Regions from separate parts of the Homo sapiens genome. Here all the other regions are linked to region 3. A link is an interaction called in ENCODE POLR2A ChIA-PET data of the cell type or tissue named here. Cell type or tissue: MCF 10A. All regions are shown on one strand. Links, peaks and the distances in the headings refer to the core of each region. The heading gives the core; the rest is flanking DNA. Region 1 has its middle 38 kb from the start of ZCCHC2. Region 2 overlaps ZCCHC2 (zinc finger CCHC-type containing 2). Region 3 has its middle 87 kb from the start of ZCCHC2.

Region 1 (10,859 bases), core at 1,918-6,917, 51 kb before region 3:
TTTAATATGAAGCTTAGCATCTATTTGACAGCTGGATTCTCATATCTTCTGTGTTCGATCTGTTATAATACGTTTTTTGTGGAGTTTTTTTTTGTTTTTTTTTTTTTTTTTGGAGACAGAGTCTCACTCTGTCGCTCAGGCTGGAGTGCAGTGGTGCGATCTTGGCTCAACTGCAACCTCTGCCTCCCAGCTTCAAGCAATTCTCCTACCTCAGCCTCCCGAGTAGCTGAGTTTTAATTTAATTACGTGAAAAAAAATCTGACCTTGTACAGATATGAGTTTGGAAAAGAGGGGAGAATTGTCACAGCCTTTCTTATAGTTGTGAATATTATTTGAAACCTCACCAAAAGTAGACTAGTAGCAGTTTCTTAAGTTTAGTTGCAATGTGGAATCTATAAAACTGTATGAGTGAAATTTCCCCAATTAGTTACATTAATCCGTATATTTTGCAATTTGAAAGGATCTTTTATCCATGTTCATGCATTATTTTATAACATCATGCATGGACTGTTTGGAAAATATTCGTTCACTGAGTTGTGGGGATCGTCTAAATATTGACTCATTTTATTATACAATATCAAAACTACATCCATTCACATCACCACTGATCTCACCTGCAAAATCTTTAAGTATTGCGAAGCTCTCAAACTCATGATGCCTGATACAAGACTTGCAAAAATCTAATTTTTGCTTAAAATCTCAAAAGAAGCAAATCTATCAGTTGTTTTTCCTTAGAGTGACAAACTTACTTGGCTCATTTCCAGAAAATGTCTACCAAACAGCCAAGTCTGAATAACCCTAGTTGCCATTCTTTCAAGTAAAAGGAGCGTTCCATATAGAAAGCAGTTAGTTCACCTTGCAAGTCAAACTACAAGTGCTTTTCCTTGAGATTAACCGTGGTAGTTGGATACCCAGCTGAAGTGCTTTATGTATAATTTCTGTTTAATCACACAGAACACTCAAGGACATGTGCTTAAAGGTCAAGACTTAATAAAATTAATAGTTCCGCTGGGTGCGGTGGCTCATGCCTGTAATCCCAGCACTTTGGGAGGCCAAGGTGGGCGGATCACCTGAGGTCAGGAGTTTGAGACCAGCCTGACCAACATAGCAAAACCCTGTCTCTACTAAAAATACAAAAATTAGCCAGGTGTGGTGGTGCATGCCTGTAATCCTAGGTACTCGGGAAGCTGAGACAGGAAAATTGCTCGAACCCAGGAGGCAGAGGTTGTAGTGAGCTGAGATCACGCCACTGCACTCCAGCCTGGGCAGCAGACCAAGACTCCGCCTCAAAAAAAAAAAAAAAAAAAAAAGCTTATATTGCTTTATCAAGGACATTTTAATGTAAAACTTGCTTAGGACAAAACCCATCGTGGATGCCAGTGAAGAATACCATGACTAATGGTAACCATCGGACACCACTGTCCTGATTCATGCTAAGGCAGCTGTAGTTGTATCCCCCATTGCTATCGAAACATCATTACAAATGGCAACACAGTGAAAAAGGCAAATAACATCTTAGTATTTTTATGATCATAATCTTGACTTTGCAGACCCTCTGAAAGAGCCTTGGAGACCCCCAGGGGCCCATAGCATCACACTTTGAGAACTACTGCTTTAGAATCTGTTAGGGGCTGAATTATGTTCCCCCTAAATTTATATCTTGAAGCTCTAGCCTTCAATAATACCCAGAATGTGACTGTGGTCGGAGGTAGGGCTTTTAAAGAGTTGACTAAATTAAAATGAGGCCATTAGGGCAGGCACAAGTCCAATTTGACTGGTGTCCTTATAAGGAAAACAGATTAGGACACCAAGAGAGGCACTAGGGATGCCCGTGCAGAGGAAGGACCATGGGCAGAGGCTGCAAGAGGGAAGCCAGCTGGGAGCCAAGGAGAGAGGCTTCAAGGGAAACCACCCTGCCAGCACCGTGATTGTGGACTTCCAGCCTCCAGAACTGTGGGAAAACAAGTGTGCTGTTTAAGCCAACCTGTGCTATGTTGTTATGGCAGCCCTGGTAAATGAATATAGAGTCTTTCTCAGGCCTACTCCCCACGTCAGATGGCCTCTGCACCTATTGTCTTGAATATACATTTCCCCTCCTCTGCCTGGCAGATCAGCTCCAACACTGGTGTACCTGCGTCCCACCCTCCTTCAGACAGAGCTAACCAGCCCTGCATGGTGCTCATTTTGCCCTAGGTCCACCTTTTCATTACAGCTCTAGCCCAGGCATTTATCTACCCACCAAGCTGCTTCTCTGCTTAGCTGTGAGATTTTTGAATTTGTGGACCAATTCATTTGCCTCTTCATGGCCTCAGTGCCCAATGCAAGGCTTAGTGCATGGATAAATGCATGGATGTTAAATGTGTGGATAAATTTGTGTGGTGTAGCGGTTGCCGTCTATCCTTTCCTTGTGTTTGGCAGCTCTGAGGCAAAGCACACTCTGCTCTGATAGATTTGTGTCCAGGACCTCCTGGCCTATGGCCACAACTTGCTGTATAATATTAGTTTGGATGCTGTTTTAACAACTTAAAAAATTATCACATTATAAAAATGCATTGCCCCTCCTAAAGTATATATCAAATATTGAGTCACAGTTACACTTGCTTTGGGTATAATTTGAAAGAAAATTAAAAACTTCATTTCCCATTAAGACTTCAGTTTTCTTCTTTCTTAAAGTTATGGGCAAGTGTGGTGGCTCACACCTGTAATCCCAGTACTTTGGGAGGCTGAGGTGGGAGGATTGCTTGAGGCCAGGAGTTCGAGACCAGCCTGGGCAACATAGTGAGACTTAGTCTCTACAAAAATTACAAAAATTAGCCAGGTGTGGCCTTCGGTCCCAGCCACGCAGGAGGATCACTTGAGCCCAAGAGGTCAGGAACCATGCGAGTGCCACTGCATTCCAGCCTGGGCAGCAAAGCAAGACGCTGTCTCAAAAAAAAAAATGTTTACAAATTACCTGGGCATAAAGGTTAAGTCCTTGGCATGTACTTAACATAGTATCAAAATATTATCTTTGCCAATAACAAGCTTACTGCTAAAGATTCAAGAAGAGAATTTCAGAACACATAATCAAGAGACAAAAGATATATCCTTGTATTTTATACCAAAGTAGTTTGAGAAGTCACAATTCATTCACTAGACAGTAAGTTCCATGATGATATCATTCTGGTTAGTTCACTGCTATACCCCTAGCAACTAAAATTGTTTTTAACACAGAGAATATCTATAAAATTAATAAATGAATTTATAAAAGACAAAAAGTGAAAATATTACCATTGATTCACAGAATCACTAATTTCCCGGGGAACAAAGAGTATCTTTGGGAGCAAAAGTGTGAGACACAGCATAATCTTTGGTTTGTTTGTTTCTTTAAGATAGGGTTTTGCTCTGCCATCCAGGATGGAATGCAGTGGTGCCATTATGGCTCACTGCAGCCTCCTGGGCTTAGGGGATCCTCCCATCTCAGCCTTCCTAGTAGGTGGGACTACAGGCATGCACCACCGTGTCCAGCTAATTTTTGAATTTTTCCTTATTTTAGAGACAAGCTCTCACTATGTTGCCCAGGCTGATCTCAAACTCCTGACCTCAAGCAGTCCTCTTGCCTTGGCCTCAAAAGTGGTGGAATGACAGCCTGGGTTTTCACTTCAGTTACTACAATAGCATTATGCACGTTGGCCCCAAGGGACAGAGAGCTTGCTGTGTTGACTCACCTTTGCCTCTGACACTATCTTTAAAAAGGCAGTTAAGCTTCTTGGCTCTTTTCCCAGAGGTGAGTCGCTAGTTCACCTGAAATACCCAGTCAGTGCAAGGAGTCCTTCTCAAGGTGCACCCCCCTCAGGTATGGTGGGTGGGTCCTCTTGTTAGTTCAGTCAAGGGGTGACCCCCCAGGGGTGGGTCATTTTGTTAGTTCAGCCAAGGCCTTAAATATTTTCCAGAAAATTCTAATATTCCTTTCATTCAGTTCATTAATAAGCAGTTAATTACTCCTCTTATACAAACACATGATTCCTTTTTCAAGATAAAAAGAGATTTTATGTTCTCTGATCTTTCTCAGGTAATATACTTCTCTATTTCCTCGCTCCTCTCCATCTCCCAGCCCTCAGCAAACCTCTTTAAAATGTTTGCTTTTTGTTCTAAGACATTTGTGTTAGCCCCCTGATGGGCTTAGTGTCCTAATAGGAGGGAACGATGTTTTGAGTGGATCCCACTTGTTTTCAAAAGCATGTTTTCTTAAACATGCTTCACCTTGACAGTGAGGCCGACATTGAGTAATGTCAGAGCGTGCCTCTGCTATTCTCTTGAAAGACGTGTTAATAAAACTTGTCTAGCCTCCCAGGCTTTCTCTTTCTGGCTGGAGGGGGAGGTTTTCCTCTCATTCATTCTGACTCATTTTGTTGTCTCTTCCTCCTAAGAGCCTGCAGCATATCTGCCACGACCATGGTGTGTGACTCAACTGCATATTTTATCCCAGCGCTTGGCGGCACCTGCACGGTTTTGTAAGCCAGCAAGAGGCTGCGTTTCTACCCACTGCAAATCTTTCTTTTTACCTGATTTCTATATCCCACACAGATCCAACAGACAGAATAAAGGTTATATTTATCTGCGAGACCCCCAAAGGTAGGTAGAGTGTTATAAAAAATGAAAAACACATGCCTTAAAAACAGAGAGATTTTAAAGAAATATGAAATAGTAAAATAAGAAGAAATTCACCATCAAATATTAGAAAGTCATGTGAGAGAAGAAAAAAATAAAGATGCTATAGTTTGTGAATCATTCCTCCTCCACACTACCGAACTCTTCACTTGTGAACTCTTGTTTCATTGTATTTTAGGTATTTCTTTGCATGATTTGTTCTCCTTTAGGTTTTGGTTGCTGTAGGATAAAAACCGGGTTTTGTTTACTTCCATATCTCCAGTATCCAGCACAGTGCTTTGCTGGTTTGGGGCTCAACTGTGTTGCTGTGTTGGTGCTCAATAAAGGTTTATTAACGGCAAGAAAAGAAAAATAAACTGTTTCCTAGAGAAGACAGAAAGCCTATTGAGAGAGAAGATTGGAGTCTAACACATTAACCAAAAACAGCACAAAGCGTCCCTGGACCATAAGAAAAGGCGATTTTATGTGGCCATAATGTCATGTCTTGCCTCCAGCTTATTGGAAAGATACAGAGGATTACATACAGAATCGAGAGGGGAGAAGTGACGGAGTGGGGAATAGGGTAAGACTCATTGCAGATGGTGAATTTTAGAGTGGTGTTTTTCACACCCACGCTGTCCTATAGGCGGTAAGGCTGCAAGCAAATTAAATTAATCACAAAGTGTGAAATGCCTATGAATTCACCAGGAATGATTTGGGGATATTTTGAGAATTAAAGATGAGCAAAAGAATAATGGTCTAATGAGAGTTGGAAGAAAAAGAGGTTTCATCATCATTGCCATCCTCTTCCTTCTCAACACCATCATCAAATAAGCAGAAAACATAGTGTCAGTGTCAATACAGCTACACAGGGAAACATCTGCCTGATGAGATGCCTTCTAGAGAGAGATGCCCCTTTTATCAGCAGGTGCAGGAGGCCAATGAGGTAGGCAGGACAGGCAATGAACTGCAGCTTGGTGCTTGTTTTTCCCTGTGATTTTACTATAGTTATCATTGAGTGCCTCCGTTGATATAAGGTTCCCTACAGGGTTAGTATTCTGTTAACGTGGAAGAAGATGGAATCAGGATTTTTATATCTTCTGAAACAGATGGTTATAATTTAAACTTTATGAAATACAGGAAAGAAGAAATGCAATCAAAAACCTGAAAGTCCTAGTTTCTTGTTTTCCAGGCCAAAGCCTGCAGGATAATTGTATAAATAGTTCTGAGACTCCCTTCTATTTTTCTTCCTTCCTGAAGACAATCCGCAAAGTGTCCGTCTGGACATATCTAATGGTTAGCCAGATGGCATTCCAAGAATCGCTTTTCTGAAAGTCTGAGATCTCATCAGATACACTGGAATGATCTTGAGCTGGTGGATGGGAAACAGCGCCAAGGAGAGAAGCTGTGGAATGGAAGGAAGGGAAGAATAGAAAAGGGGGAAATATTTAATTTAAAACATGGAAGGAACAGTTGAGAGTGAGAAGAGAACAGCCTTATAGGTATTAAATCTCTCACCGTCCTTATGATGCAGTGTTGCCCTGAGCTAGTCTCAACACTACCACTGTATCTCTACAGCAGAGTAAATGCTATATTTGGGCTTATAATTGTCACAATCAGGATTGCTAACTGCAACACTTTCCTAGCTGAAATCAAACAGGTTTGAAAGCAAATTAGAATGGCTTTAAGCAAAGCTCATGAACCTTCCCTTCAGGAGCAACCAGAGCTATTCCAGGAGACCCCAGCCTCACATCAAATCCATGGCTGATGCTAGAAATTTGCCCAGAACTTCAGCACCTTGAGTCTACTTCTTGTGAGAATGTACCCTCCCTATACACCATTTTTTTTCATTAGCACTCTCCCAGAGTTAATAGTCAAAGTAAGCTGTATACTGGTCATTCAGGGGTTAGTGAATGAACTTCAATTTTGGTCCTGAGTATAAGGTTTTTAGGCATACAAATGTTTCTATTACATTCATAGATTTGTGCAACCATAACTCTTTTAATGGCTGAATAATATTCCATTGTATGGATACCACATTTTGTTGATTATTTCACGTGTTCATGGACACTTGTGTTTTTTCTACCTTTTGGCTACGGTGAATAGTGCTGTAAGGAACAATGGCACACACATTTCTGTTTGAGTCCATGTTTTCAATTATTTTAAGTCTATAACTAGAAGTCAGATTGTAATTCTATGTTTAGCTTTTGAGGAACCTCCAATTGTTTTCAACTACTGTAAATAGTACTGCAATGAACATTTGTGTATAAATATTTGTTCGAATACCTGTTTTCAATTGTTTTACTTATATACCTAGGAGTGGACTGGCTGGATCATATGGTAATTCTAAGTTTATCTTTTTGAGGAACTGCCAAACTGTTTTCCACAGGGCTGCACTAGTTTTTGTTCCTTTCCACCAGCATTGTAGAAGGGTTCCAATTTCTCCACATCCTCACCAATATTGTTATTTTCCTTTTTTTTAATTTTTTTATTTTTATTTTTTGCAGTTGAAAGATTTAATAGAGTGAAAACAGAGCTCCCATACAAAGGGAGGGGACCCAAAGGGGGTTGCCGTTGCCGGCTCGAATGCCTGGGTTTATATCCTGATCCTTGTCCCTCCCACTGTGCTCTCAGGCAATAGATGATTGGCTATTTCTTTACCTCCTGTTTTTGCCTAATTAGCATTTTAGTGAGCTCTCTGATTGGTCAGGTGTGAGCTAAGTTGCAAGCCCCGTGTTTAAAGGTGAATGCAGTCACCTTCCCAGCTAGGTTTAGGGATTCTTAGTCAGCCTAGGAAATCCAGCTAGTCCTGTCTCTCAGTACCCCCTCTGAACAGGAAAACCCAAGTGCTGTTGGGGAGGTTGGCTGATGACCGCCCTAACTGCTTCCTGCTGAACTGGGGCATAGTAGGGGTTGTGCAGTTGAGATTTCCTTGGGAGGGTTGCCTTCGCTGTCATTAACATTGGAGCATGGGCTAGCAGGCTGGTCCAGGGGTCTGTGGTAGATCTTAGTCATGGACTGCATCTGGGGCTCCATTTGAAGAATGATTTGTAGTTTTACAGCTTTGATTCTGGAAGAGACAAACTTAACAAGGAGGTTAAAGATACAGGGATTGAAATGTATGGCCTGCAGTACAGGGGATTATTTCTTTGGCACACTTTACGGGCCCTGACTATCTGCTTGATAATTTTGAAAAGGCCTGGTCCAGTAAATAATAATTTGGCCATCTGATGGGTGCTATCAATGCCTAAATATTTTCCATTTTTAAAAATAGCCATTCTAGTGGGCATGAAGTGTTATCTCATTGTGGTTTTGATTTGCATTTCCATAATGACTAATGATATTGAGTATCTTTTCATGTGCTTGTTGGTAATTTGTGTATTTTCTTTGGAGAAATGTCTATTGAAGTCTTTTGCCCATTTTTAAATTGAGTTGTCTTTTAGTTGTTAGGTTGTGCTGGATGCTAGACCCTTTCAGGCATATAATTTACAAATACTTTCTCTTATTCTATGAATTGTATTTTCACTCTCTTGATATAATTCTTTAGAGCACAGAAGTTTTAAATTTTGATGAAGTCTAATTGTTGTTTGTGGCTTTGGTGTCATTTCTAAGAATTCATGGACAAATGTGAGGTCATGAAGATTTACCTCTATGTTTTCTTCCAAGAGTGTTATAGTTTTAGCTCTTACATTTAGATTTCTGATCGATGTTAAGTAATTTTTATCTATGGTGTGAAGTAGAATCCAATTTTATTAATAGTATTTTGCATGTGAATATCCAGTTGTCCCTGCACCATTTGTTGAAAAGACTATTCTTTTCCTACCATGTGGTCTTGGCATCCTAGTCAAAAATCAGTTGACCACAGATGTATAGGTTTGTACTATTCATTCTATTTTATTGGTCTGTGTGTCTACCCTTAAACAAAAATAATGAAGCATAACAAATCAAAAATACGATCATATACTAATATAATACCTACATAGTTATCTTTACCATTGTTCTTTCTTTTTATTATTATTGCTCTTTATTTTTCATATAGCTTTGAGATACTGTCTAGGTACTAGAATTATTTTCATTATAGTTTGAAGGACTTTTTCAGGTCTATAGGCAGAAAACTCCCTCAGCTTTTTTGTTTATCTAGGAATGTCTCTCTTCTCTGTTCCTGCTTTTAAGATTTTTTTTCTTCCTGCTTTCAAGATTTTCTTCATCTTTGTCTTTTGATGGTTTGATTATGTGTCTGGAGTTCTTTGAGCTTCTTTAAAATCAAATTTGGGAAATGTGAGGCTACTCTTTCTTCAAATATTCTTTCCATCCCTTTCTTTCTCTGGGACTTTCATAATGCATATGTTAGAATACTGCAAATTATTCCACAGTTCTTTATGCTCTATTCACATGTCTTCATTTTTTTTCTTTCTGTTCCTCAAACTAGATAATTTCAATGAGCTCATCAAGTTTACTGATTCTTTCTTCTGCCTGCATAAATCTGCTGTTGAAGCTCTAGTAAAATTTTCATTTCAGTTATTGTATTTTTCAGCTCCAGAATTCCTATTTGCTTCCTTTATATAATTCAATTTCTTTATTGATATTTTTGTGGCATTATTTGTCTGGTTTCTTTTAATTTTTTTGTCAATGATTGCCTTTATCTATTTGAGGATATTTAAGGCAGTTGATTTAAAGCTTTGCCTAGTAAGACAATGTCTGTGCTTCCTCAGGGATACTTTCTGTTCATTTGGCTTTTTTTCCTGCAAATTGGCCATACTTTCTTGTATCTTTGTGCACCACGTGATTTTTTGGTTAGAAACTGGGCATGTTATATATTTAAATGTGGTAAGTGGATATAAGATTCTTCACCTTCCTCAAGGTTTGTTGTTATTGTTTGCTGTGGATGGCCTCTTAATTCTGTTGTTTCTTTAGCTTTTGGTCAGCTAGTGGTTTCACAGAGATTTTCTTAAAAGAAAAAAAAATAATAGTCTCCTGGTCTTTGCAGATTGGGTCTGTGTTAGGGATACTCCTTCCACACTTAGCCAGGCCATTTACAGCTCTGCCTTAGCCTTCACTTCCTGCTCACACTGAGCCTAAAAGTCAGCCAGAGGTGAGAGCTAAGGGGCTTTTCAGGTCTTTTCTGGGTATGCACCCTGCCCTGGGCATGCACATGACTTTCTAGATTTCCTGTTATATGCAGGAGATTACCAAATCCCTATTCCCCAAAGTAACTCTTTCCCTGGCTTTTTCTCCTAGGTTGTAGCATGTTTATTGTTTGACCCAACTGTAGTCTTTTACCCAAGGCAGCAACAGCTCATTCATTTGCCTATTGGTGTTTTCAAGGAACCCCTCTGCTTAGCAACTTTTCTGCACTGAAAGAGTTCTAAGTTAGATAAAACCAAAGCAAACACCCTGTGTCAGTCCTTCAAGGGATCCCCAGACAAACACAATTCTTTAGGAACTAGGTCTGCTCTGCTCCCTCTGGAACTAGGCACCCCCATCAGGAATATGGGTTGCATCTTAAAACTGCCAGCATGCTAGGAAAGGGAGAGGAGTAGGACAAAGCTAAGTTAAAACACCACAAAGCTATTCTACCATGTTTAAGTCATCTTTTCCTTCATTCAACATTCACTTGGTTTTTGGAGACCAGCACTATAGACTAATGCTGTTGACAATTTTCCAGACTTCTGACAATGTTGATTGTGACAGTTTTTGCTTGTTTATTTGATGTTTCTGTGGAGGGATGGGCCCTTGGAATTCCCTACTCTCCCATTTTTGCTGATATCACTCTCTCATACTTTCTTTTATATTTGAAATATTTTGTAATCTAAAAGAGGAAATGAGAAGTGTTATCTAGCTTTGCGTTATGTCTTCTGCAATATTTCTAGCCAGACACCAAGGTGAAGGCATCTAATGTAAGAATGTGTGAGGGGTGGCCAAGGAGCCCATAGAAACTCAAAAGAAAGTGTCATAAAGATGAGACTTACAAACCTGAGACTGGAGTTTCATTAGGTGGGCCTCTAGGAAACCTCAGTGACTAAAGGTCACAGACTTACAGATCTCAGACATTTTCTTCTTCCTATGATGCAATAGAAATATACAATGCACAATCCCACTTGTGAAGCATTGTTATCAAATGTTTAAATCAAATCTATTTAAGCGCCTATTTGATTTAAATTTTTGACAAGAATGCTTCACAAGTGGGGTTGTGCATTGTGTATTTCCTATTGCATCATATAAAGGAACAA
Region 2 (10,859 bases), core at 2,854-7,853, 100 kb before region 3:
GGAACTGAAGTGAGGATTCACAAAAACGTGGCATGGTTCCACCTGGCTTCAGGGTGCGTGCCATCCAACCTGAGGAGAAAAGGCGTAGCTCAAGCAGGGAGAAGTAAGGAAGATGTGGACAAGGAATTCCCGATACAGCTGACGGGCAAGAAGAAGACATGCAAAGTCTTCACCTGGGAGCACAGAATCAGAGCTGGGCTCTACAGCTAATCCCAGCTGTGGAAAGGACGGGCACCAAAACCAATCATGGGTAAGAAGACAGGGCAATGCAGTGGCAATAAAAGCGTCACAGAGAACAAAGAGGAGGAGGAAAATACCAGGGAGAACAATGCCAGGAAAGACAATGCCTGTGATCTTGACTTAAAACACAATGGCATTTTTAAAGATGTATCTTACATCTTAATTGCGTCCCTAAATCTAAGGCTCTTACTTCTTTTTAATAAAATAGCCAGGGTTATTTTAATGTGATGTAACTTCAAAAAAACTTGGCAAACCATGCAGTAGTATATGATAAAAAACAGTACATTCTCTTAATTAAAAACAAACATATATACCTTTTCCCTTAAATTAGCAAACCTGCCACAAGTTTTCCCAAAGATCATTGAGCACAGCACGTGAGGTATCTTTTGTGGGGAAAATGGCTTACTTTGAAAGTGTACTCCCAGTATTTGTCAGCTCTTTTTCTCTGGACTCCTTTCAACATTATCTTCTCAATGTGTACAGCTGAAAGAAAAAAAACACACGGTGACTTGTGCTACAAAGACTATAGACACATTTCACTTACCTAAAGTAACCCTAAAAGTTGACAAGTGCTTAACAATTAAGCTACTCACTTTCATCTTTATGACTGGTCTTAAATCATGAAATAAAAAAAAAGAAGACAAAAAAACTAGAAGCATAGCAATGTGCCATCCACCCATGAAAAAAATTTTTTTCTATACCCATACGACATGCTGAGTGTTTAAGTAAATTCAAACACTCTATTAACACCAAAGATTTTAAGGATAAAAATAAAAGGTACCTGCAATTAAAATATTTTTCCAAATGATAATCTTCCAACTTGTTATTCAGATTACCACAAATACGGCATTTTAATATCAACTAAATATGGTTCTTTCAATTATTAATACATAGTAGGTATAAACTACAAAATATCTAGTTTTACATTTAATTTTTTTAAAAAACTACTCAAAAGTAATATACCAAGCTGAGGAATTTAAAAATTATTTGTCTCAAATGTAACCCTCAATATCATATAATGATAAATATAAACTGAACATTATAATAAACGTTCATTGTGGCAAAATTTTTTTACATTACAGAGATAAAATAGTAAACATAAATTATATTAAACTTTAAAACACTCTGAATTGAACTAGATAATCAGTTTATTCATGAAGTAAGCAAATGTATAAATCCCCCAACTATCCATTTTACGACACCTTTAATAAAAGTACCACCTTAGGAAATAAATCAATTTCAAAAGAGCCAATCTACAAAGCGTACTCTACTCTAAGGACTTAAAGACACTGCTGTTCAGGGTATGAACAGAAGAAACCACACTTTCAGGATAATGAGGGAGGTAATATCAGGCTGATAATGAATATGCTAAAGGTTACAGAGAAGAGGTTAGGAAAGTAACTCAACAGAATGGGTGTGGGGGGTACACTGTTGGATTCAGGAGAGCAGGAGATGGAGGAAAAAAGGGGCATTCATTCATTTTGCCTTAGAGGAAGAAGTTAAAATAGACAAAGTGGAATACACAAAGTGACAAAAGCATAGAGGAGGAGTAAGACTGTTAAAAGACCACGGAAGGTGGGCAGTGAGAAGGCATGAAGCATAAGATACAGAAATACACAGGGGAAAAGACACTTATAATAAACAAAGGATATAACATTACCAGTATTTTGTGTCAACTTCCCAAATATATAGTGTTTGGTGGCCTGCTTGTGGGCCAGTTTCCCCTTTGCGGGCCAGAAATGTTGAGGATGGAAACAACGGAAAATCTCAAAAAGCCAGGCAAAAGCCTGTAACTCCTTAGAACTGTGCAATAGGATAAGAGCCAAAGTGGTGATGGGAGGGTATGCTGTTTCCAAAAGCTGTTATATTAAGTTAAAGGATGACGCCATTCAACAAAAATCTTCTGAACTAATCTTATATTCAGAAATAAAGCAGCTCTACTTCTGCAAATCATTGGTCCCCTCAAGGGTAGGGGATCTTGGGTTTTGTTTGGTCAGAACCCAGTTTTGCTTAGCAGAAAAAGCCACTATGACATTACAGGACATGGGAACACAGCTTCAGTGATAATTTCAAGTTCTGTCTGGTGTTGGCTACCAGAATCAAGGTAAGAGAAGACAGGAGTATGTGATGAGGAATGGCCATAGTGAAAGTACCCCCAACCCTCATAAATTAAAACTAAAAAGCATGTATTACACTTTTTAAGAAGTAGGAATACAAGAAAAATAATCTACAGTACCACCTTTACAGTTAATTGTCAGCATTTTGATATAATCTCTACGTTCTTCTAAAATATTTTTATTAAAAAAAAGGACCTTCATTGTAAAACCAACTCCACTTCAGGTTATTCGTATGTTCAATGAGTTTAGCTGAAGTAGTCTGATTAAAGTACTTTAGTTGGGAAGATAGGAGTACCGTGATCGTCTTGAATAGAAGTGGTCATTATATAAACACTTATGTTCAACATTAAAAATTCAGACCTATTTTTCCTCTGTGAGGAAAAATGTATTACACAAAAAGGATTATTACTGGTAAAAAAAAAAAAAAAGGAGACATAATGACATAAATTCAAAATTGTTATAACTGAGTGTGAAGCTTATCATATATCCTTGGCTCTTTTAAAGCCCAGATGGCAGTCTACATTTTCCATTTCAGTTTCTCTCCCAGCACAGGTTAATGGCTCCCCAAATGCAAAGAGGAAAGAATAATTTGAATTCATTCCTGTTCAGATGGCAATGTCCTTCCACCCATTCATTCCAGCCCTCTTAAAAACTGCATTATTGCAGGAAGAATGGATTTGTAAGTAACTTATTTACTCTTCCAGAGAACTTGTATAAAATTCATTTTCTCAGTAGACACTGAGCTCAATTCTGCAAATAAAGCACTATACTAAATACTCTGGGGGTCTCTGCCCCCCAGAAGCATGCAACCAGGTTTAAGATTCAGCCAAGACAATGGACTACAGAGCAGAATGACTGTGTGCGTGCTAGGACAAGCAGGGCTGTGGCGCAGGAAACACCCAGCGTGCAGATGGCAGAACTAGGAGGACTGGCTCTTGAGTGAAGCCTAGGACCAGTAGGACTTCTCCACTTCAAAAAGGAGAGTAAAAAGTTTAGAGTTAATCAGCGTAAAGAGCACCCTGTAATCTTTTGATGTATTAATGCTTTAAGTTTACAAAAAAGAGAGCATACCTTCTCGCTGAGCTCTGTGAGGTGCCACGGTAAGTCCGTCCTGAGGTATTGGAGCTTGCTCTATTAAGCTGCTCTCGTTATTTTGCATGTAATCACCATGAGCAGAGTTGTTCTAGATGAGAAAGAGGGAGATACGTTAACTTAAACCATGGACTAAGAGTAATAATCACAGATTTAGGTCTTCTCATTTTACTAACAACCATTTTAGTGGCAATTTTTAGAGGTCCAATAGGTGACTGCACACTATGGGCACAAAGGCACAGTGTGAGAGCCGCAAGCAGAAGATGAGCACTCTATTAATTATTGACTGTCCTAGCTTTCTTGGGACACAGGAAATTGCTTAATAATATACAGAGTTGCCAATGATGTCAATTCTGAATCCAAATCAAAGGAACACATAACAAATGGTGCCCTTTACACTAATCCTCCATAGGGAACGGCATGTGTACTTTTTACAAGAATCACTACACCATTTTTATTCATTGTTTGGTTTTAATAACAGTCTAAAAAGATGCTTTATTAGGAAAAAGTCTTATGAAAGGTATCATCAATACATGCCAAGGATTTCTAAACAAGAATATGTACAGGCAGGGAGTTTACCATTAAGGTTCAGTCATCTAACAGCAACTGGGTGCTCTAAACCTAACTGAGTTTGCTCAGCCAATCACTAGTGAACCGGGGTAACTTTGACTCCTAGATCCGATGCTTGGAGTAATAAAGGTGATGCCAAACTTACAAACAGCTCGCCAGAAATCAAGCACTGTCACATACAAACTGTTACAACATCATATTAAGTAAGTAAATAAATAGCCTTATGACAGTTTTTTATTACAGCTTGCACCTTATCCCCTCCCTTTATGTGCAGAATCTCAAAACACTACTCATATCAAAATCAACTTGGTTTTAAGAATCAATTATGATTTTACAAATCTGCAGTAAACATACATTAATATTTTTTTCTGTAAAAAATTAGGCAAATAGAAGACCCTAAGCTCCCCACAAATCTCAATTTAAAAATATTTTGTTCTGCTGTCTAATCACACATCCCGACCCGACAGTAAGTATGAATTGCTCTGTTTATGAGAACAGAGCACATTATATACTTTTGGGAGCTAAACTTCTGCCTTCTAGTCTGTCTTCCTTTATTTAGAAACCCAAGGAAACAAAGACTGTCTACCTAAAACCATTTAATAAGGAGAGTACAGACCTCTTCAGTCAACATCCAACTTCTGAAACACTTGGCCTGATAGCCTTTACCAATTTTCAATGCGACTGGTTTTTTAAAAATGCAGATATGAATTATTTTAATAACAAAACCATACATATCCTAACCCAGACCATATATTTTATTAAAAAATGTAAAACCACATTTACCCACGAGAGATTCTGCTTCTCAAAAATTTTAATATTGCTGTAAATACTTTAAAAAACAAAGAAAATAAAGTGCTATATAATCCTCTCAAATAGTTGTGTTAACTGGAAGAAGCTTGGGTGAATAGGTTAACCAATTCTTTCTTTTTTTTTTTTTTTTTGAGACAGGGTCTCTCTCTGTTGCCCAGACTGAAGTACACCGGCATGATCATAGCTCACTGCAGCCTCAAATTCCCGGCTTCAAGTGATCCTCTCAACTCGGCATCCCAAAGTGCTGGAATTACAGGTGTGAGTCATTGTACCTGGCCAGTCAACCATTGCTTAAAGCGAAATATTTCTCTACATTGCTCATATATAGTTCACAAATTTAAAGCAATACTTTCAAATGTAAACTAATGCAAAATATGAAAAAAATGTTTTCATTAGTGAGATGCATAAGAAGATACCACTTTATACCCATTAGGATGACTATTATTAAAAAAGACAGTGTTGGCAAGGACATGAAGAAAATGGAACCCTTACACATTGATGGTGGAAACAAAAATAGTATAGCTACTGTTGAAGACAGTCAGGCAGTTCCTCAAAATATTAAACACAGAATTATTTTATGACCCAGCAATTCCACTTCTAAGATACACCCAAAAGAACTGAAAGCAGAAATGCAAACATAATCTGTACATCAGTGTTCATAGCAGTTATTCACAATAGCCACAAGGTGTAAACTCAAAACCCATCAATGGATGAACAGATAAACAAAATATGGTGTACACATCCAATTACCTATGATTCAGCCTTAAAAAGGAATGCAATTCTGATACATAATAGGATTTAGATGAATCCCAAAGAGAGTATGCTAGGTGAAATAAGCCAGACACAAAAGAACAAATACAGCATGATTCCACTTATATGAGATACCTAGAATAGTCAAGTTGATAAAGAAAGTAGAATAGTGGCTAGGTGTGGTAGCTCACGCCTGCAATCCCAGCACTTTGGGAGGCCAAGGTGGGAGGATCACATAAGGCAAGTATTTCAAGACAGACTGGGCGACACTGCACGATCCTATCGCTACAAAAGAATTTTTTTTTTTTGTTAGCCAGAAGTGGTGGTATGTGCCTGTAGTCCTCGTTAGATGGGAGGACTGCTTGGGCCCAGGAGTTCAAGGCTGCAGTGACCCATGACTGCGCCACTGCACTTCAGCCTGGGCAACAGGGCAAGACCCTGTCTCTAAAGCAAACAAAAAAAGTAGAATAGTAGTTACCAGGTACTGGAGGGAATAGGGTGTTATTTTTTAAATGGGTATAGCATTTCTGTTTGGGATGATAGAATGTTTGGAGACAGAGGTGATGACTCATGACAACGGGAACGTACTTAATGCTACTGAACCGTACACTAAAAAGGAGAAAATGAGAATTTTATGCTATATATTTTATATCACAATAAAAACTAAAAATGGAAATGATCACACTGCCTCCACAAACATTAAATTGAAGCAACTGTATGAAAGTAGTTTGCTTCACAATCAAAATCACATTTTTGAAGTCTGAAGTTAACTTTATGAACCCAATTTAACCAAGTAACCTCCTGTTTAATAACCTAGGGAGAAAAATGAAGTTTGAGTTTCTATCCAAAGTCCTAAGTTCATCAACCCATGATATATCTACTAATTAAATGTTTATTTTCTCCTCCAAGTCTCAGCATGTATCAATGCTATAAAATCACGTAGACTATGTTTAGAAGCTATTACTAAACTCACTCATGTAACGCTGCATGAGCTGGAGATGAGAATCGGCAGCCCCAATGGTGGGTGGCTGCTCGGCGATGCTGTCTGCCCTGCACTCCCTCTTTACTTTCCTTAGGGGGATGGGTAGCATAAAATCTGAGAACTCCTTCTTTAATGGAATCATATAAAGAGGAATGGCACCCACTTTATCTGTTAAGTTCAGATTCCCATGAAAATGCAGAACAGATGAAATGCCAGAATCAGTATTTTACAAAGACTAGTTGGAGAAAAGTGTCAGGACCACGAGAAAAGTGGATTTTTCTCTGTTTGTATCAAGAAAGCAGGGTTTAAAGATTCTAAACCTGCAAAAATACGCACAAGCATACAAAGAACTTTAGTAGGAGTGCATTCTCCTTTCTTAACTCGCCTGAGGCAGAGCTTCTTCTGTCCTATCGCTTGCCTCAAGAGCTACTGGTTAGCACAAACCTACACGGCATGTGGTTCAGGTGGTCTAGATGGTTTTGCCACAGATCACACGTAGACCCATCACAATTACATACTTGAGATTTCTTAACTGTGGGGACCTTGTGAAACAGCCAAGTAGCTGGACATCCTAAAAAACTCTTCTCTGAAAACATACCATTAGAACAAAGGTCATAGATGGAGTTTTAGTTCGTCTAACAATATTCTACATGGTTCTTGTAGTCCCTCGATATAGACTATAAATTTAAAAATCCAAGATATTCCAAATATAATAACACAGCAGTAAGAGTTTTTTATTTTTTAAAACCAAAGTCACTAACTTCTTCTGAAGTTTTCCCAATTGTCAAATGAGACTTAGAAAATTAACAGCAATATATAACAACATTCTATTAAGCTTCCGTGGCGGATTAAAGGTAGCTAAAAATTATTTAATATTCCTCCCGCTGAAAAGTGGAACCAATTCCCCACCCAGTGGATCTAGGCTGGCTTTAGAATGTGCTGGTGGTGATGCTCTTCTAAAGTTAGGTCCTGGGAAGCCTCAGCCCTGGGCCTCCTGGACACTTGGGCTTGGAGTCCTGAGACACCACATGAGACATGCACTTCTCCTGGCAGCCGCACTTGATGGACCACGTGGAGAGAGGAGAGGGGTCTAGGGATGCCATCTGGGCCCCAGCTGTGTCCCAGACACCCTAGAACAGAGACAAACTCTTCACTATAGTTATTTGTCTAAATCCCTCACCCACAAAACTGTGAGAGATGGTAATAAAATGGTCATTGTTTTACACCACTAAGTTTGGGGGTAATTCTGTTCTTTAAATAGGCAGATTCATAGGTCTCCTCCTTCAGCACTGGCATCTGTGCTTCCTTTGCCAACATGCTCTCACTACAGAAGGAAAACATCTTTTAACCCTAGAACTAGGAAGATGATCCAGAAATTGCTATATCCCTGGGCCAGCAGCCCCCACATCTTTAAGTCCCCACATCAGGGTGTTCTGGGGTGAGGTGAAAAGAATGCATGCATGAGTGCACAAGGATCTAGAGAAGCGCACATCTCCTCCCCAGCCCACATCTGACTCTGCCTTCGCTGTCGCAGTCTCGCCCCACGAGAGATGAGGGAGGGAGGCCAAGGGGTCGTCAGGAAGGATGTGAGCCTGGGCTCAGAAGCTGGAAGGAGCTTCCATGCCTTCTAGCACCTGCAGCAGAGCCACTGCTTCACCCCCAGTGCAAAAACATTCTTGGAACCTTGTAGAAACATAAGCTTATAGAACCTAAGAAGGATCTACGGCAGTAACTGATTTACTATATAGTGTTGCCAACACTGCATTAGGACTTGTGTTTCACACCACTAGTTATTATAGAATGGGCAATTTTCCCAAACTAATAAAACTACTCAATACTCAATGCCACAACCTCTCTGTATGAGGGATGACCTCTTTTCAAGCAAATACTCCCAAACATTACAGCATTTGGTTCACATGTGACCATGCCGTCTCCCATTTAGGACCACCAGTGAATTTCAATCATTTGATACCCAAGACAAAAATCAACTGTACTACGGGACACATCCCAATTTAGACATTTCTAACAAGAAACATAAAAATTCCCCAACATTTATGTTATAGAGCGTTCACTTCAGTGACCAAAGTTTAATTATCTTTCCAATCACACAAGGCACTACCCCAATTCTACATCTGACTCACACCACCCCTCAAGTAGATCATAAACTGGAGATCAAACACTACAGGCTACCTACCATCAACTATCCAAGCAATAAGAAAATAGGTTAATATATGACTTTTCCATCCTATCAAAATGTCACTGCTAGGTCTGCACCAATTTATGCACCCACACACAAAAGCTCAATTAACACAGGGAGTACAAATAATCAGATTTTTTTTTTTTTTTTTAAGACAGGATCTCCCTCTGTCTCCCAGGCTGGATTGCACAGCAACGCAATCACGGCTCACTTCAGCCTTGACCTCTCTGCTCAAGCAATCTTCCCACCTCCGTCTCTTGAGTAGCTAGGACTACAGGCATGTACCACCATGCCAGGCTAATTTTTTTTAGAGATGGGGTCTTGGTATGTTGCCTAGGCTGCTAATAGTCTGATTTGGAAGGTATATTAAATAAGCACAGCCAGTCAGCATCCACCCATTGAAGATTCAATTCAAATCTACACTTGTTCCACGCTTTTTATATAAAGAAACAATTCCTCTTATTTCCAAAATAACTGTACCTATCCTATATAACTGCAAATTTTTTTATAAAGTAAATACTGGTAAGTACAATTCAAAATAAGACAAAATCACTGCCTGATATACTTAGTCTTTTTTTTTTTTTTTTTTTGAGGCAGAGTTTTGCTCTTGTTGCCCAGGCTGGAGTGCAATGTCACCATATCGGGTCACTGCAATCTCTGCCTCCCAGGTTCAAACGATTCTCCTGCCTTAGCCTTTGGAGTAACTGGAATTATAGGCATGCACCACCACGCCCAGCTAATTTTTGTATTTTTTTTAAATCAGAGACAGGGTTTCACTATGTTGGTCAGGCTGGTCTCGAACTCCTGGCCTCAGGTGATCCACCTGCCTTGGCCTCCCAAAGTGCTGGGTTTACAGGCTTGAGCCACTGTGCCCAGCCTCGATATACTTAATCTTAAAGCAGTGTATCATATTGGTATTTTTTCTTTTTTCTTTTTTTGAGACGAAGTCTGACTCTGTCACCCTGGTTGGAGTGCAGTGGCATGATCTCGGCTCACTGCAACCTCTGCCTCCCGGGTTCAAGTGATTCTGCTGCCTCAGCCTCAGGAGTAACTGGGATTACAGGCGCCCACTACACGCCCGACTAATTTTTGTATTTTTAGTAGAGACAGGGTTTCACTATGTTGGCCAGTCTGGTATCGAACTCCTGACCTCAAGTGATCCACCCGCCTCGGCCTCCCAAAGTGCTGGGATTACAGGCGTAAGCCACCACACCCAGCCTCGTATTTTTCAAAGCTATATATTTTCCAAGTCCAAACACAGGAAATTATGACTGAGCAATGATGATATATACAACACTGACAAAAAAATGAGGCACAATGCCCGAGCCTTTGGGGAACTTAAAATTCTAGTGTGAAAGATCAAATTTATTTATTTACTTATTTTTAAGACAGGGTCTCACTCTGTTACCCAGGCTGGAGTGCAGTGGCATGATCTCAGCTCACTGCAGCCTCTGCCTCCAGGGCTCAAATGATCCTCCAGGCTGGGTCAAGCTATCCTCCTGGGCTCAAGTGATCCTCCTGCCTCCGCCTCCTGAGTAGCTGGGACTACAGACATGCACCACTACGCCCAGCTAATTTTTGTATTTTTCTGTAGAGACTGGTTTTTGCCATGTTGCCCAGGCTGGTCTTGAACTCCTGGGCTCAAGCAATCCACCCGCCTCAGCTTCCCACAGTGCTGGGATTACAGGCATGAGCCACCACACCTGGCCTGAGAGGTCAATTTTAAATGTTAAAAAGACAAAGAATCACAGAAGTACCAAAATTACAACGATATATGTGCATCTAAAATTCAGTGGCAGCAAATAATCCTTTAAGACTGCCACGGGGACAATTCCAGAAAACATCATACAAGAGACAATGGCATGAACCCAGCCTAGAATGAAAGGGGGGATATATGAAAAAAGAGTGGAGGAGGAGATTTTGAGTCTAAAGGCCTATTAGAGGCCAGGGTCCATCAGTCACTCAAAGAAAAGATAGTATGATTAAATGTTGCTTTAGAAAGGTGTATCTGGTAGTAGTATTAAACGATTAGAAGTGGGAAGGCTAAAAAGCAGGGGAATCAGAAGGCTACTATAAAAGTCTTGGCGTAAAGTCCCAACAG
Region 3 (10,859 bases), core at 3,800-8,799:
GAGGCACAAGTGGGCTTTGCCCCGGCGAAGGTGGAGGGAATGGGCCACTGGTGTCAGACGCTGGGATCAGATGCTCTGCCCGGCCACCTTCTCAGCCTGCTCCTGTGGATTACACCATTCCTCGTCTTCCCAAATGCCAGCCCTGCCAGCTGGGAAGCCCAGGGACCAGGTGATTGCTGTGCCTGGAATCTATCAGTCCTCTGAAAATGGCTTCTCCCTTGGCCACCAAAGGGGAGTAAACAATGCCATGGAGATTAAAATAATCATCAACAAGGACACTGGTTAATTGGGAAAGGTATTTTCCTTTTTTTTTCCTTTTTTTCTTTTTTGAGATGGAGTTTCGCTCTTGTTGCCCAGGCTGGTGTGCAGTGGCACGATCTCGGCTCACTGCAACCTCTGCCTCCCAGGTTCAAGGGATTCTCCTGCCTCAGCCTCCGAAGTAGCTGGGATTACAGGCATCTGCCACCATGCCTGGCTAATTTTGTATTTTTAGTAGAGATGGGGTTTCACCATGTTAGCCAGGCTGGTTTCAAACTCCTGACCTCAGGTGATCCACCCGCCTCGGCCTCCCAAAGTGCTGGGATTACAGGCATGAGCCATTGCGCCCAGCTGGGAAAGGTATTTTTCTTTACCAAAGAGAGTAAAGAACTATTGATTAGTAATTAAAGTCTGTGTAAACATACAACATGGTTGCTAAGGGTTTTCTTTTCTTTTCTTTTCTTTTTTTTTTTTTTTGAGACAGAGTCTTGCTCTGTCTCCAGGCTGGAGTGCAGTGGCACAATCTTGGCTCTCTCAACCTCTGCCTCCCACGTTCAAGCAATTCTCCTGCCTCAGTTTCCCGAGTAGCTGGGACTACAGGCGTGCACCACCATGCCCAGCTAATTTTTGTATTTTTAGTAGAGACCGTGTTTCACCATGTTGGCCAGAATGGTCTCGATCTCTTGACCTCATGATCCGCCTGCCTCGGCATCCCAAAGTGCTGGGATTACAGGCGTGAGCCACTGAGCCCAGCCAGGTTGCTAATGCTTTTCTATTATTTTCAGTAATAATTATAAATTAAGGAAAAGGCAAGAAGATTTGAGGATTTTTATCCCTGAAGATGAAATATGGGTTGTATTCAGAAGCTCTCAAAAAATAGTAAGAAATATTATGTTGAAAAATATATCAAACAATGGGAAAAAGTACCTTCGTATTTTTTTCCTAGCTATTAATTGTTAAGTGGGATCTAATTAAACTAAAGAGATTCTGCACAGCAAAAGAAACTACCATCAGAGTGAACAGGCAACCTACAAAATGGGAGAAAATTTTCGCAACCTACTCATCTGACAAAGGGCTAATATCCAGAATCTACAATGAACTCAAACAAATTTACAAGAAAAAAACAAACAACCCCATCAAAAAGTGGGCAAAGGATATGAACAGACACTTCTCAAAAGAAGACATTTATGCAGCCAAAAAAACACATGAAAAAATGCTCATGATCACTGGCCATCAGAGAAATGCAAATCAAAAGCACAATGAGATACCATCTCACACCTGTTAGAATGGCAATCATTAAAAAGTCAGGAAACAACAGGTGCTGGAAAGGATATGGAGAAACAGGAACACTTTTACACTGTTGGTGGGACAGTAAACTAGTTCAACCATTGTGGAAGTCAGTGTGGCGATTCCTCAGGGATCTAGAACTAGAAATACCATTTGACCCAGCCATCCCATCACTGGGTATATACCCAAAGGACTATAAATCATGCTGCTATAATGACACATGCACACGTATGTTTATTGTGGCACTATTCACAATAGCAAAGACTTGGAACCAACCCAAATGTCCAACAATGATAGACTGGATTAAGAAAATGTGGCACATATACACCGTGGAATACTATGCAGCCACAAAAAAGGATGAGTTCATGTCCTTTGTAGGGACATGGATGAAATTGGAAATCATCATTCTCGGTAAACTATCGCAAGGACAAAAAACCAAACACTGCATGTTCTCACTCATAGATGGGAATTGAACAATGAGAACACATGGACACAGGAAGGGGAACATCACACTCTGAGGACTGTTGTGGGGTGGGGGGAGGGGGGAGGGATGGCATTAGGAGATATACCTAATGCTAAATGACGAGTTAATTGGGTGCAGCACACCAGCATGGCACATGTGTACATATGTAACTAACCTGCACATTGTGCACATGTACCCTAAAACTTAAAGTATAATAATAATAATAAAAAAGAAAAAAAATTGTTAAAGCGATTTTCTCAGGCAAAGTGCCCTGATTAACTGAATCTTCCCAACCAATGACCATGTATGCGACAAAGGACCTGGCGACTGAGCCTGTTGAAGGTCTGCTTCCCCAAGGTGTAAAGAAAGAGATTAGTTCCCCACCCCCTACTGCCTCATGGGCCTTCTCACGGCAACCATTGCTTACAAAAGGGTCTGATAATTTTATGTTTTAATGACCCCATTTCCAGCACCAAGTAGCCTGTGATTGCCCCCATTTTTCTCGGGTCATTTGCTTGGCTGCTGAGCTGACAAAGCTGCCGTAGGCCTTCAGTTTACATTCAGAATCACTGATGCGCCACAGCAGACAGCGTAGAGAATGGACTCAGCCTCATCTGAGCCCCAACATAGCTGCTGGGTGCTTGGGTCCCACAGCTGCTTTGTGAGTGAAGCCGTGCCTCAGTTTCCTCACCTGTAATATGAGGGTATTTATACCTACTGTCTTAGTTTGGGTTTCCTCTCTCCCAAGAGCAGAACCTGAGTGAAGACTTGGGAGCAGGTATATTATTTGGAAAGTGTATTAGTTTGAGAAGGCTGCTGGAACCGATGACCACAAACTGGGTGGCTTGAAATAACAGAAATGTATGTGTCAGAGTCCTGGAGGTCAGATGTCCAAACATCAAAGTGTTGGCAGAGCTATGCTCTTTCCGAAGGTCCCAGGGTAAAATCGTCCCCTGCCTCTTCCTCGGCACGCCTGGGCTTGGAGCGGCATCCCTCCGGTCTCTGCCTCCGTCGCCACGTGGCCTTCTCCGTGTCTCTGTGCGTCCCTTTCCCTCTCTTATGAGGACACTCTCATTGGATTGAGGGCTCACCCTAATCCAGTGTGATCTCATCTCCCCCCTTAATTACATCTGCAAAGATCCTGTTTCCAAATGAGGCTGTATTCTGAGGTTCTGGGTGGACGTGGAATTTTGGGGGAATGCAACTTAGCCCCAGCACAGGGCTCATGGCTCCTTTCAGGTCCTAATCCCGGACTTACCCCATGTTGACCTTTAAGACGGACTAACTTAATGGGTATGCGACTTGGACGTCCTAGGAAGGGTAAAGGGTGTGGCTGGCGCTCAGGGTTCCTTCCTCACCACTCACCCCGGCCGAAATGTCCACATAAATCATTTCCAAACGATTTGACTCCACCTTCAAGACTCAGTCCTCCCAGAAATAGGAAAGATCTTCAAGACAGCTGCGATTCTCAAGGCGATGAGGCACATGAGGATCTCTGGCTGGGGGAGGGGGCTTTACAAAGAACATCTGCCCAGGAATCCTGGGAAGGATTCAGGAAGGAGTGCTTTACCAATGAAATAATTTCCACAGTCAACTGCGGCCACTTCTGCCGAGGTTTTACAGACCTCAGGTGTGTAACTTCTGTTTTAAGCTGTGCTTAGCACTTCCCAGCAGCTCGTTGCCCCTAGTGCTTGTTTGGGGGGTGGGGGGGTGGTGTGAATGGAGAGAAGAGTAAGGTTACCAGGCTGCAGCTCCCTGAAAGGGCAAACAACCGGAATTTCACATTTCCTGGAATAAGCAGCCTGAAATGTGTGGCAGGGACAGCAAATCGAATTTGGCTCACTAGCTGAAATCCCCTGTCAGATACGTGTCTGGGCAGAGTGCTGGATTAGGGAAGATTCTGAGGCTCATCTGGGCCAAGTGGGCAGAGCTGTGATAGAGTCGCAACGTGCCACAGACATCCCCAGGGACTCCTCAGGGCATGTGCCACAAATGTGTCATCCCTGGTGAATAGCTTTTTTTAGGACAGCTTCCTAAATGTGTTGTTGCCAGACATAGGTGACAAATTTAAAACACACAAATAAACAAAGTCATAGAAATGAGCTGTTTCTATGCTATTACTCCTTTGCCATATTTCTAAAGACATCTGGTTACTCAATGTAAAACCTTGTGATTTTTGAATCATAAATTCTCAGTGGCAAGGCACTGGGTCTATTTATACTCTCTAGCTGAGTACGTGCCCGATATCAGTTGTGTAACCGGGATTACTGGGCCTGGGCCAAGCCTGAGCTAAGCTAGCTGGAGCTGGGGTGGGTGAGTAAGGAGAAATGGGGATGAGGGTGTTCTAGTTCCAGTTCTGCCCCAAAGGGCTGCTGTATCACCTTGGGTGGTTCATTCCAAGCTTTGGCATCTCAGCTTCCCCATCTCTAAAATGGGAATAATGATTCTACCCCATCCTGCGTCACAGGTTGGAGTGAGATTGTGTGAGGGGGTGTATGGAATGGAAGCATGGCCTTGGGCCGAGCCAGAGTTGTCCTTTAGAACTCATTCCTGCACACTCTGAGGGCAGTGCCATAAAAAATAAGAATGTTTGCATGAGGCGGGCATTGCCCAGGAAATCCAGCTCTGATTGTTAAAAAAGACATCTGGAAATCTCCAGGGCCTAATGGTTCTGAGGATGCCAAACAAGGAAACCAGCTAAAAAGTCAGCAATGTCCCCGGGATGGGGACAAGGAACTGCCTGCGGCCACGCCTGAGGGAGGGAGCAGCGGTTTCAGGATCTGAACTTTCACTTCCTTGACACCATCTGCAGCAGCCCAGGATGGCCCAGCCAAGGCCATCTGACCTCCTAGCCAAGCCCTGAAGGGGCCTGAGAAATCACTCAGTTAAATGTTTGCCCATTTGCTTGTTTGCTTGTTTTTGTTTTTGAGATGGAGTGCAGTGGCGTGATCTCGGTTCACTGCGACCTCCGCCTCCCGGGTTCAAGCGATTCTCCTGCCTCAGCCTCCCGAGTAGCTGGGATTACAGACGCCCGCCACCATGCCTGGCTAATTTTTTGTATTTTTAGTAGAGAGTTTCACCATGTTGGCCAGGCTAGTCTCGAACTCCTGACCTCAGGTGATCCACCCACCTCAGCCTCCCAAAGTGCTGGGATTACAGGAGTGAGCCACCACGCCTGGCCTTGTTTTGTTTTTAATGAGGAAGCAGAAGGAAAAGTCATTTTCGCCAGGATCCCAAAGCTAATTAGTAGCTGAAAGGGAACAAGGACTCCGCTTCCCAGATGCCAGGGATAAAAGAGTACACAGGGAGCCAGAGGGAGACCCCAGAAAGAACCCTCTTCTTCCCCAGCAAGAGCTGGGCTTGAGAGATGACAGGGATGTGTTATTGGTGGGTTCCTTCATAGCGAAAGGGGTTGTCACTTGAGCAGGAGGAAAAAACCTGTGAGATTTCTGTCTTTTAAATCTATTTAATCCAGTCAATAATGAAATCAGTAAGAATTCTTATGATAGTCAGAAGGGTTGGATGTTCCGGAGATCTAAGCTGTGCACGGGAGGCCACTGAATTTTCTGGTTAAAGGCTGCAGTAGATTAAGATCTATGGTATAGCAAGGGAGGGCAGTGGACAGTCTGCCCTGGTGCAGGCAATGACGGGGGACATTGTCTGCAGAGAATTTAACAACACTAATAAAACGATCTAAGCACGGCTCTACGTGTTGGCAATTCTATATAATGTTAGGGACACAGTACTCCTCCTCCAATCATCTTTTGTTGGTCTAAGTTCTAAACAGCTGTGGTTACTGTTGAGTTTAATAGTATAGCTTCCGCTTAAATTAGCACATTTTTACTGTTTATCCTTTAGTAAACATTGTATTCCACATGGAAGTTAATTTGGCTGTCAATTCACAAGCACTCCGCTACACGTGTCTGTTCCAAACAGTGGATGAGAAGTAGACAATGGGAGTGATTGTAGGCAGAGACAAGGAACTTGAATGACTTCAATTCTGTCATTCTCTGCAACCTCTGCAACCAGGCAAAAATATATTCAGACTGTCAGAATGCACCTTGAACAGGTACACCAAGCTTTTTAAAATCGTTCCTTGCAGATCAGCACGGAGAAATGTGGAGAGGGGGCTGTTACCTCCACCAGAAGAAAAGGTGATTGTCAGGGAGAAAATGGACAGTTACATAGAAAAGAGAATCAACAGTCAAAGAAGAAGTGTTGGATGAAATGATCCAAGGTGCCAGTCTTAAATTGCCAGAAGAAGTTTCAGAGGCAGTGTTTGGACACCTCAGTCAATTTTACCAGGAGCTGGACAGAACACAATGGTTTAAGTAAGTCCCTGCTTGCTGTCATTCAGCTGCTTTCCCTGATTTTTGCAGAAAACTTGAAAACCAAGTATAATAGAAACGTATAATACATTTCCCGGTGATGGTTTTCTTAGTGAAAAATGTTCAACTGTGGAGACATTTGAAAGCTGCTACAATAATCCATCCTGAAGAAACAAAGACTTGAAGTGTATTGCCATTTCCGGAATTTGTTGTGCAATGGAATCTGCAAATTTATCCTTATGTTTATGGCTTTTCTGAACTTCTTGTATGCTTTTGGCTACGGGGGAAACAAAACTTCAGAAATTAAGATGAGTCAAAAGTATCCCTCTGCCAACAGTGAGTGAAGCTAGAATAATAAACCTGGCTACATTGCATATTAAATGTGGCTCTGCAAGGAAAATCAACTTTGATTAAATCACTGACAAATTTGCAGAAGTCTCAGAACCAAAAACTATAATGTCCCATGCATTAGCAATATGTAGGTAAAAGTTCTTCCCCTTTTCTCAGAAAAAGACCAGAATTTAAAAGTATTTACTTTTTTTCCTTTTTTGGCAATGTAGTATTTATTTATCTGCCATGATTATATATGTGAAGTTTAATAAAAGAAAAACTGGGGCTGGGCGTAGTGGCTCACACCTGTAATCTCAGCACTGGAACGCCAAGGCAGGAGGATTGCTTGAGCCCAGGATTTTGATACCAGCCTGAGCAACGTAGTGAGACCCCATCTCCACCAAAAAAGGAAAAAAAACAGAGGCAGGCATGGTGGCAAAAAGTTTTTTTGAGACAGGGTCTTGCTCTGTTGCCCAGGCTGGAGTGCAGTGGCACGACCTGGCTCACTGCAACCTCCGCTTCCCAGGCTTAAGCGATTCTCCTGACTCCTGAGTAGCTGGGACTACAGGCACATGCCACCATACCCGGCTAATTTTTTTTTTTTTTTTTTTGTATTTTTAGTAGAGATGGGGTTTCGCCATGTTGGCCAGGCTGTTCTCGAACTCCTGACCTCAAATGATCCATGTGCCTCGGCCTCCCAAAGTGCTGGGATTACAAGCGTGAACCACCGTGCCTGGCCAAAAAAATTGTCTTTAATTAAAAAAAGAAAAGAAAAGAAATTTCATTGTCTGCATTTCTTTCCCTGCCATTATCATTATTTGTTTAATTTTGTGATTATCATTAAAACTAATTTTGTCATATGGTAGAGGCATTGTTAAAGACGATCTACTGCAGGTGTCAAATACACTAGGCCCACTGCTAGAGCGGGCCCAGCATTCTGGGGGGATTTGCCAGTTAAAGGTGACACTCATGTCTATCAAGAGAAGAAGAAGATATAATTTGGTATTAAAACAAGCACCAACATCGGTACCTACATTCCTACGGTTACCTTTATCACATGGCAGATATTTGCCACCTGCTTCTCTTCTTGGCTGACAAAAGGCAATTTGCTGAATCCCAATGGACACAAGTACCTTGATTCTTGTGGAAAGGTCAGCTTCTACTTTGATGCTCTCTTGTTTTCACCCAAGTCCAGCCCTAGGCAGGACTGTGGAATCTGGGCAATTTATCTTTACAGGCTTCCTATGGGCCTCTTCTCTCTGAGAAGAAGGAACTTAATTCCTGCTGCCTCCCAGGCTCTCTTCCCCTGGCTCCGTATCAAATCTTCACACTTAGCGGCTGTGTGATATGTGGAGAAAGCAAGGCTTTTGGGGGTGCAATGACCCTAGTATTGTTCATTCTGGCTCTGTCACTTACTGGCTGTATGATCTAAGGCAATTCATTCTGAGCTTCAATGTTTCCATCTGTAAAATGTGGTTTATAGGCCGGGCGTAGTGGCTTATGCCTGTAATCCTAGCATTTTGGGAGGCTGAGGCAGTCAGATCACTTGAGGTCAGGAGTTTGAGACCAGCCTGGCCAACATGGTGAAACCCTGCCTCTACTAAAAATACAAAAAAAATTAGCCAGGCATGGTGATGGGCACCTGTAATCCCAGCTACTCAGGAGGCTGAAGTGGGAGAATCACTTGAACCCGGGAGGCAGAGGTTGCAGTGAGCTGAGATTGCGCCACTGCACTCCAGCCTAGGTGACAGAGTGAGAATTTGTCTCAAAATAAAATAAAATAATAAAATAAAATGTGGATGATAGCAGGTTATGAGAGTTACATGAGTAAACACACGTACAGGACTTCCAAGTTTCTTCCCTACAAGGACCAAGACTATGCACTCTTGGAGTAGATGTTCTGATGACCAAATTTCTGGTACCAGTCGACAATGGAGTTGCAAGGTATTTTAAGGGCAACCAGTTGTCTCATTGGAAAGAGCTATCCTGCACCGTCAAAGAATTTAGCAATTGGCATAAGGCTTTGGCCTTCCCACTAGGGACCCACATTAAGCTATAATCAGAGTTTCATTTTGGTGCCTACTCTAAACGTGCCATTCTTAGATAGTTGCACTGAAGATTGTGAGACTTTGTTTCTGCCCCATGAGAAGAAGGGCTCAGATCAATTGGCAAAGCCTGCTATGAAGAGGGGATCAGGGAAAGCCGGTCAGTGGAGCTCTGGGTTTGCTCTCCCTGTTTTGACCTCTCAGCTGTCAAAGCCAAATCTGTGTCCTATAGCCTAAGGCCACCCTTTCCTTGCATGCTTGACACAGGTGTGGAATAAAATCTGGTTATTTAAGCAAACATATACCGTTGGCTAGTTTGGATCCAGATAATGTTTTCCTCGAGCCAGGGTCATAATTTGAGAGGTGGGGCGTAGGCCAAACCTTAAAAAGCTGTTTGGCAACTCTAACAACTGGCAAGGAGGAAAGAAATTGGTAAACAATGTTTTAAAAATATGTGAAATGCCAAGCATTCTGTATTTAATTCCTAACATTTATTTATGGGTATTTGCTGCCATTTTTCAGGAATTCCAATAGCAAGTACCCAGTTGTTCCAAACCTCCACCCTGGTGCTCTGGAAACAAGATTCATGCTTCCAGCAGCCTCCAGGAGAATGGGGTAAACCAGGGCAGGACTTGCCCGGGAAGCCTCATACATAAGGACTGAGAGTTGATGACCAGATCCCTGCTTCAACTGACCCCAAAGGGGAGCAGTTTCTGTCCTGGCCCAAAGCCCTGCACCCATGGCACTTCCCTGGGCTGCCCCAACGCCCACGATCTCTTACATCTTTTAATGGCCAGCTAAGGACCTGTTATTTTTAATTGCAGTTTAACCTTTCTGGAGCTTCTTTATTAGTTTGAATTCCTACCACATACTAGAATTTATTTTTATTTATTTATTATTCATTTATTTATTTATTTTGAGACAGAGTCTTGCTCTGCCACCCAGGCTGGGGTGCAGTGGTGCGATCTTGGCTACTGCAAGCTCCGCCTCCCGGGTTCACACCATTCTCCTGCCTCAGCTTCCCAAGTAGCTGGGACTACAGGTGCCCGCCACCACGCCCGGCTAATTTTTTGTATTTTTAGTGGAGACAGGGTTTCACCGTGTTAGCCAGGATGGTCTCGATCTCCTGACCTCGTGATCCGCCCACCTCGGCCTCCCAAAGTGCTGGGATTACAGGGGTGGGCCACCATGCCCGGCCTAGAATTTTTAAAAAATAGTAATCAATGGACTCATTTTAATGCAAGAGGACTCACTCTTATTTGCCCCAAACTACATTCTTTTTACTCTCTGCATCTGATAGCCTGAAATTTGGTAAAACAAACAAACAGTCCTTGATTTTCAAAATTAATCATAATTTTCATGGATTTGCAAACTTCAAGTATAAGCCTCTCAAGTCTTTACCTCTGAAAACTCTCCTACAAAATTCCTCTATCTCTGTTCATTTCAGTGCCCCTGTCCTGCTTTTCCTTGCTTTGCTATAACTTTCTAGAGGTGTAGAGAACAGAAGTGAAAACTCCTTGAGCTGTGGATACCTGTATGTCATGTGATGACATACCAAGGACACAGAAGATTAAACACCGTTGTTAGTTCTCTTCCTCTTCCACCTTTTTTGGAAGAAAGTAAGTCCAGCTTCTCTTGACCTGGAGGAACATCTAAATCAGGCCTCTTTTATTCAGAATGGAGAGACTGTTCTGTCCTCTGGGTTAGAGAAAATGGATGGACTCATATTGGAAGATTTTGACAAAATTAATTGTTTCTGCAGATTGGCATTCCTTGTGAATTTTCCTGAAAGCACTCAGGAAGCTCTAAGGGTATAGTCCTAACTCTTGGGGCTTTGCTAGGGCAACTGTAGAAGGTGTTTGCACCCTGGATTAGAAGCATCAATCTTGGGTGGATTTGGGGACACGGCAGACTACACTTCAAGCCTCAGGGCTGGAGGAAGAAGGACAAAATCACGATTAGATCGAGGTAAATCCAGGTTTGCAAATGTGATTATTCAGAAATGGTGTCTTTTCTATGGGGAAGGCATGTCCCCTAAAAGCTGGTCAGAGCTAAGCTGTGAATTTTCTGTAGCTATTCAATACTGGGCAATGGTCACTAAAGAGGATACAGACCAGAAACCTAAAAAAACCATAAGACCTGGCTCTT

Evidence for each region. Peaks named below come from ENCODE experiments on the same cell type or tissue, not always from the same donor. Only the 100,000 strongest peaks of a DNase experiment are listed, where the experiment ranks them.
Region 1: POLR2A ChIA-PET joins it to region 3 with 8 read pairs; 4 of 35 experiments call an interaction of 5 or more read pairs at or near these places.
Region 2: POLR2A ChIA-PET joins it to region 3 with 7 read pairs; 18 of 35 experiments call an interaction of 5 or more read pairs at or near these places.

The regions. Positions count from the first base shown.
Region 1 is chr18:62,479,363-62,490,221 of GRCh38, reverse strand. No RefSeq gene overlaps it. Among named protein-coding and RNA genes, the nearest start is that of ZCCHC2, 38 kb to the left of the region's middle. In MCF 10A, for the core only: no CTCF peak of the experiment used is centred there; DNase peaks (open chromatin) are centred at 3,731 and 4,371.
Region 2 is chr18:62,532,362-62,543,220 of GRCh38, reverse strand. It overlaps ZCCHC2 (zinc finger CCHC-type containing 2), which reads right to left. Exons shown (of 14, transcript NM_017742.6): 2 at 3,429-3,540; 3 at 647-723. Among named protein-coding and RNA genes, the nearest start is that of ZCCHC2, 15 kb to the right of the region's middle. In MCF 10A, for the core only: no CTCF peak of the experiment used is centred there; a DNase peak (open chromatin) is centred at 5,070.
Region 3 is chr18:62,430,708-62,441,566 of GRCh38, reverse strand. No RefSeq gene overlaps it. Among named protein-coding and RNA genes, the nearest start is that of ZCCHC2, 87 kb to the left of the region's middle. In MCF 10A, for the core only: no CTCF peak of the experiment used is centred there; DNase peaks (open chromatin) are centred at 3,906 and 4,266.